2 separate regions of the Homo sapiens genome follow, and region 2 is linked to region 1. Evidence: read pairs that join two places in POLR2A ChIA-PET (ENCODE). Cell type or tissue: A673. All regions are shown on one strand. Links, peaks and the distances in the headings refer to the core of each region. The heading gives the core; the rest is flanking DNA.

The links. Peaks named below come from ENCODE experiments on the same cell type or tissue, not always from the same donor. Only the 100,000 strongest peaks of a DNase experiment are listed, where the experiment ranks them.
Region 2: POLR2A ChIA-PET joins it to region 1 with 6 read pairs; 1 of 35 experiments calls an interaction of 5 or more read pairs at or near these places.

The regions. Positions count from the first base shown.
Region 1 is chr12:54,171,892-54,174,794 of GRCh38, reverse strand. It overlaps a transcript of SMUG1 not described here. Among named protein-coding and RNA genes, the nearest start is that of SMUG1, 16 kb to the left of the region's middle. In A673, for the core only: no CTCF peak of the experiment used is centred there; a DNase peak (open chromatin) is centred at 1,274; H3K4me3 peaks cover 551 bases.
Region 2 is chr12:53,738,257-53,741,159 of GRCh38, reverse strand. It overlaps LOC105378250 (a long non-coding RNA gene), which reads right to left and starts at 1,566. Exons shown (of 5, transcript NR_189099.1): 1 at 1,272-1,566. RefSeq lists an enhancer at 1,152-1,941. In A673, for the core only: CTCF peaks have their summits at 515 and 738 (motif pointing left); a DNase peak (open chromatin) is centred at 1,419; H3K4me3 peaks cover 561 bases; H3K27me3 peaks cover 284 bases.

The DNA of each region.
Region 1 (2,903 bases), core at 202-2,701:
TGCCCCTACATCTCATTCAAGGACCCTCAGCCTGATGTCTGTCTCTAGTCCTGGCTTGCAGGAGGGATGGCTGAGAGCCCAGAACAGTCCTCCATGGTGGCCTGTGCCAAGCCAGGTTGCCATTTCCATTTTCATTAATTGAAGCAGCTTGACCCTGATCTTTTCAGGCCAGCAATTTCCTGTCCGCTGGTTAGGAGTATGTGGAGGACATGTTTTTGCAGGTCATTCTGTCCTTCCATCTACCTGGATGGTGCTAACACCTGATTCAGGCAGCAAAAAAGGGTCTCCTGTCAACAGTTGACTGAGAGAATCCCAACTTCACACAAATGCCCAGCCTCTCCTCTTGGGATCTCACACTTTGTCTTCTTCAGAAGCTCTTTCTGGTATCTACCCTCCAGCCTATCTGCTGTAATTTGGGTTGTTTTTTTGTTCAGTTTTTAGAAACCTGCTGACTTATAGCTCCCTCTCAGAACCTCATGTGATGATACTTCTGTGGCTTGGGAGAAGAACAAAATGTCTTTGAAGGAAGGGGTTTGCCTTCAACCCTGGAAGGCCACACAGCTGAGTGATTGGGGTGTGATGACTTTGCTCTGAGCATGAGTGTGGATGTGTTTTGCTCCTTACCTGGCTGTATGGAAGGTCTGTGTGTCCCCTGTGAATCACTGAGTTAGCATCATTTTGTTCCTGTGTTTGGTAGCGCTGCTTTGCAAGTACCGTTTTAAGGGGTAGGGTAGTGTGTTCCCCTAGAGTGGGAGTCCACTGTATTACATGCATTTGTGTCCTCCTGTGATCATGGGATCTTTTTTGTCTCTGCAGTTTTCAGTCTTCCAGATGGACACTAGTGTAATTGAGTGTGACCCATTTTTGCTGCTGTTGTGTCTTTGTGTGTCTGGTATTTTTGTGTAGCCTCTGTGTTTGGGGCATCTTCGGGGGGCTTGTCGTGTCTTTCTGAGTGTCCTCTGGCTCTGTTTGGGCGGGGGAACAGAAGAAGGAGCCCAGACTCGAAGGGGAGCTGTCTGGGTGGGGGGAGCGTTTTGGGAGGGGGCGTGCTGCAATCTGTGACTTGGAAAACAGATTTGCAGAGGAGGCGAGCAGCCCGGGCGTGCGGAGCGTGCGGGGCGGGGGCGGGCGGCCGCTCTGGCCCCCAGCTCCTCCGCAATCCAATTAAATAACATTTAAATGCATAACCAGCCCGCGCGGCGATGAGGCTGGAGATTGGAGCGGGCTCGGCGGCGGGCCGCGCGGGCGGCGTTTTGTGGAGCTCAGCGATTCTGGCGGTAATTTCCCCGCTCGACGCGGCTTTTACGAGCCAGCTCCCGGCGCCGCGCCCGCTCTGCTGCGCCCGCCCCGCTCCCGGCCGCTTCCCGCCACTCCCCGCCTCGACACTTTTTTCTCCCTCGCCCTCTCTGCAGCCTTCTGGTCTGTCCGCGTGCGTGTCTCTCGCTCTGGTCTCTGTTTCTCCATCTCTTGGGGTGCATGCACCTCGCCCTAACCTCCCTCTCCAGCTGCTCCCGCGTCTCACGATGCCTCTCCCGTTTGCTCTCTCGCTGGGTGTCTGCCTCTCCCTTGCGCTGCCTGTCTGTGGCTTCTGCCATCTGTCAGCTTTTGCTTTTCTCGCTGCTGTTTCTGCCTCTGACTTTGACCCCTTGTTCTGGCCGATGCTGCCTCCACTTCTCTCTGTATCACCGTATCATCACAGCTTCTGGCTGTCTTTGCTCCCGTCTTCTTGTCTCTGGCCTTCTGCATCCTTCCACCTTCAAACCCTTCCCTTCAAGCCGCCTTGCCTTCTCCCCATGACTTAGAGACCCCACCACACCAGGCTGTCCGCTGAGTCCTCAGCCTTTCTCCACCTGTGTGCCCGTGGGGAAGGCCTGCAGACTGGGAACAGCTAGAAAGGGCCGAGGAGGAAAGGAAGGGAAGCTAAGTTAAGAAGAGTGGGAGCAGGTGGTGGGCTTACCCTGGCTGGGCCTAGGCCCAGCGGGAGACGGGAGGAATACATATGTGGTGAGTGGATGACTGGAAGAGACCCATTCTTCCCTACATCCTTTAGGAGCAGAGCAGGGAGGACCACCACATTCGGGGTCAGGGGAGTGGTTCCTTTTTGGGAGGTCTGCAGGAGCACCAGAGAGATGTGATTCCTTCAGGGCTTCAGGATCTTTTGAGGTTAGGATGCAGATGGGTATTTTCTGAAGAACTAGAGTGGGGCACGTCCCCCCTGCCCCGCAGGAGACCCCCCACCTGAGCTCCTGAAGCCAGGTACCTGAGGAAGACAGAGGAAGCAAGGCGGGCATTTTGTTTCTTGTGCGGGACCTGACTCCATTGTTTCCTCTTCAGTTCACTCCCTTTCTTATCCCTGCTCAGGCGCCCCAACATATGGAGCTGCAGTTTAGCAGATGCTACGTGGCATACAGATTTCCGGGTAAGAGTTTCCCGGCTAAGAGAACAGCGAGGGCAAAAGCCCTCATGTGAGCATGTCTGGTGTGTTGGAAGAACAGCAATGAGGCTGATATGGCTGAAGCAGAGAAAATCAGGGAAGAGAATAAGTGATGAGATCTAAGAGGTGATGGGGAGCCACATCACGTAGAAACTAATAAGTTACAGTAAAACTCACACTCCGAGTAACATGGGAAGTCACTGCAGGGTTTCAAGCAAGGGAGTGACATGATCTGCCTTGTCTTTTTACAGAAAATTCTTGCTGCTGTATTGAGAACAGATTGAGAAAACAAGGGCAGAAGCAGGGAGACCAGTCAGGAGCTGATTGCAGTATCAGGTAAGAGGGGATGAGGGCCAGGACCAGGGAGATGGCAGCAGAGGTGATGAGGAGTGGTCAAATTTTTGATACATTTTGCAGGGAGAGCCAAGGGATTAGTGAGAGCGTATGAAAGAAAGAGGAGTAGAGGATA
Region 2 (2,903 bases), core at 315-2,814, 430 kb after region 1:
ATCTCAGACCCCGGACCCTGATGCTGTCCCCCTGTGCCTGGAAGGGCAAAAGCACACACTTCTCAGGCTCCCCAACCAAGTAGGAACAGCCTTCCTCTCCTGGCCTCCCACCTCAGCATCACCACATACCACATGCTGGAACCTGCTAGAGATTTGCATAAATCAAAGATATCTTCACCTGAGTCTTCCAGCTCCCCCAAGGCACACCACATGCACACATACACATATGCACACGTTCGCCTGCACACATGCAGATACACAGGTGCATACTCATACATGCATCATACATGGACACACATAACCTCAAAATACAAGCATATGCACACACACCCTCATCACAAACACTCTCACATACATGCAACATACACATACTCATAAACTCACCCACATTTACAGACACACATCACATGCAAACTTACACATACTCACTCATCAAACACACTTGTTCACACTCATGCGCACATCCTCTGCTATTCCTTTCTACTGACTAAGGATCAAGAACCCAGGCTTCTAGATTCTAGAGATTTAGAATGTCCAGCAGAATGCATGTAAACTCACAGGAAACCTATTTTGAGTTTCTTAGCCCAAACTAGAACTTCTTTACCATATCCTCTTCCCTGCCTCCAGATCTCTGGACCTCTGGTCCAGATCACGGAAATGGAGCCTGCAAAGGTAACTCATTCATTCATGCAACAGACGTTTTCGAACACCTGCCACCTATGTGCAGGAAGCTGAGGTAGACACATAAAAGCATAAGAACTTCTGCCCCCTAGTGTAGTGGAAAGAGCAAGAGCTCATGAGACAAGGACCTGAGTTCAAATACTGCCTCCGTCTCAACAAGCTGTGTTACCTTGGGAACATTACATAACCTCTCTGAGCCTCAGTTTCATCACCTGTAAGGTGAGGTTAATAAAACCCAGTAATGCTGTGAGGAGTAAAAGGCAGGGAAAACCTCCAACAGCAATGTGCCCACCCATGAAAAGGGTCCCCATTCCCTTCCCTAGCCCCTGCAGTGGAGGTGGAGGGAGAGCGGCTCCCCAACACCCTCCCTGTCCTGCCGTCACTGAAGCAGAAACCCAGTCTCCTTCAGCCTCAGACCCCACAGGTGCGCAAACTTCGGGAAACTTAATCTCGGACTTGGGCAGCTCCGATCTGACTCCCCCGCCCCCGCCCTCGCCCTCGGCCCCCGCCCCCGCCCTCGCCCTCGGCCCCCGCCCCTCCTGGTCCATCATGCCTCTCGCCCGTTTGCAGGTCGCGTTTTCCGTAATAACCTTTAATGCGGCTGGCCACGGCCCAAATGTTCGCGATGGAGTGCTGGGCCCCGCGCATCAGATGGACGATGAAGTGTTAATCATCCCCCAGGGAGCCGTCCCGCGGAAAGTCGTCATTAATTTCTCTGAATTACACCAATTCCGAGACATTCTTTATGGACAGACAGTGCGGGAGACAGTTATATGACAGGACTTGCTGTGCTAAGCAGATGTGGGAGAGATTGCGTCGCCCCATGAATACTAAACAATCGCTCCGAAGAAACCCCACTAGCTTCTGCGCTCAGAGCTGGGACTCGGCTTACTCCGTCTCCCACCCTGATGGGCACACCCCTGCAGGTGCCTGGGGTTGGAGAAGGAGGGCTGGCGCCCATCCCTGCTGCATAGGTGGCCTCCTCGGCTCCCCTCCGAAGTCAGGCCTCGGCCACAGAGCAAGAAGTGGCTCTGGGGCTCTCACCCTCACCTTCCTGGGACCCTGCAAGGACCCACAAACACCCTTGCCTTCCCTGCCATAGCCTTTGCTCCCTGCATTCCTTCCAGGGCCTGAACTGCTTCTAAACGTCTTGCTGTCTCCCCTCTCTCCGACTCTGATCCTCCTCTAGCTCATCACCCAGACGACTCACTACCTGCTCGTTTCTGAGTCTTCATCCCGCTTCTCCCACCTCCCATCCTGCCCCGCCTCCATCCCTCCGACCCCCTCTTCCTGCCCACCTCCCACTCTGCTCACTTCCCCAGCCTGACCACTTTCCACCCTACCCAGGCTGCCTGCCCATCTCCCCAAAGAACCCCGCCTGGCAGTGGGCATAGCTTTCCCATTCCCTCCCTCGCTCTAACCGGCTGCACCCTACACTGTGCCCCATTTCAAGTCATCTCTCCTACATCTGCTTTCACACCTCGCTCACCCTTCAGAATCTAGCGGGGGAGGGACAAAGTTCAGAGCAGAATGAAAGGAAGGGGGTGTGACCCTTTTCTCTCTCCTCCTGCCCTCTGCCTGCTCTCCTCTCTTCTTTCTGGGATACTGGGAGGGGAGTCAACGAGAGCTGGGGACACCTCCCCACCAGCAGAGTGGTGGGCGCCAGGGAGTGGGGGAGAAGGAAGAGGGTGGCCGGGGAAACCTGCCTAGGCGATGGGTCCCACCTGGAGAAAGCCCCGCCCACCACAACGAGCTCCACCTCCCCTGAGCGGCGGGGGAGGCTCCGCCCTAAGGCCGAAGGGTCCTCCTTGGCAGCCCGGGGACCTTGGGAGGGCCAGGTTTCTCGGTCACCCCAGGCCACTGTCCCTCGGGGGAGGACAGAGGCAAGTGCACACTGTTCCTGTCAGGCCGTCCCTCCGCCTTTGCCGGAGGGAGGACCCCCTCAGCGCCTTGCGCGGGTCTGGGGGAGAGGAAGGAAAGTGCGCAGCCTCTGCGTCTTTCCTCCTCGCAGGTAATTTATGTCTGAGAGCGGAGCAGATGGCGGGTAATTTAGCAATTACCGTGTGCGGGAACGGGACTCGCGCCTCCACATGGAAGCCAAAGATTCCCCGCCGCAGTCTCATCTCATTTGCTGCCTGTTTTCTCTATTTTGTCTCCCCTTCCCCCGCCACACCTCGCTGAATCCCAAAACTCAGGCGGAGGGGATCTCCTGCTCGGGGTCC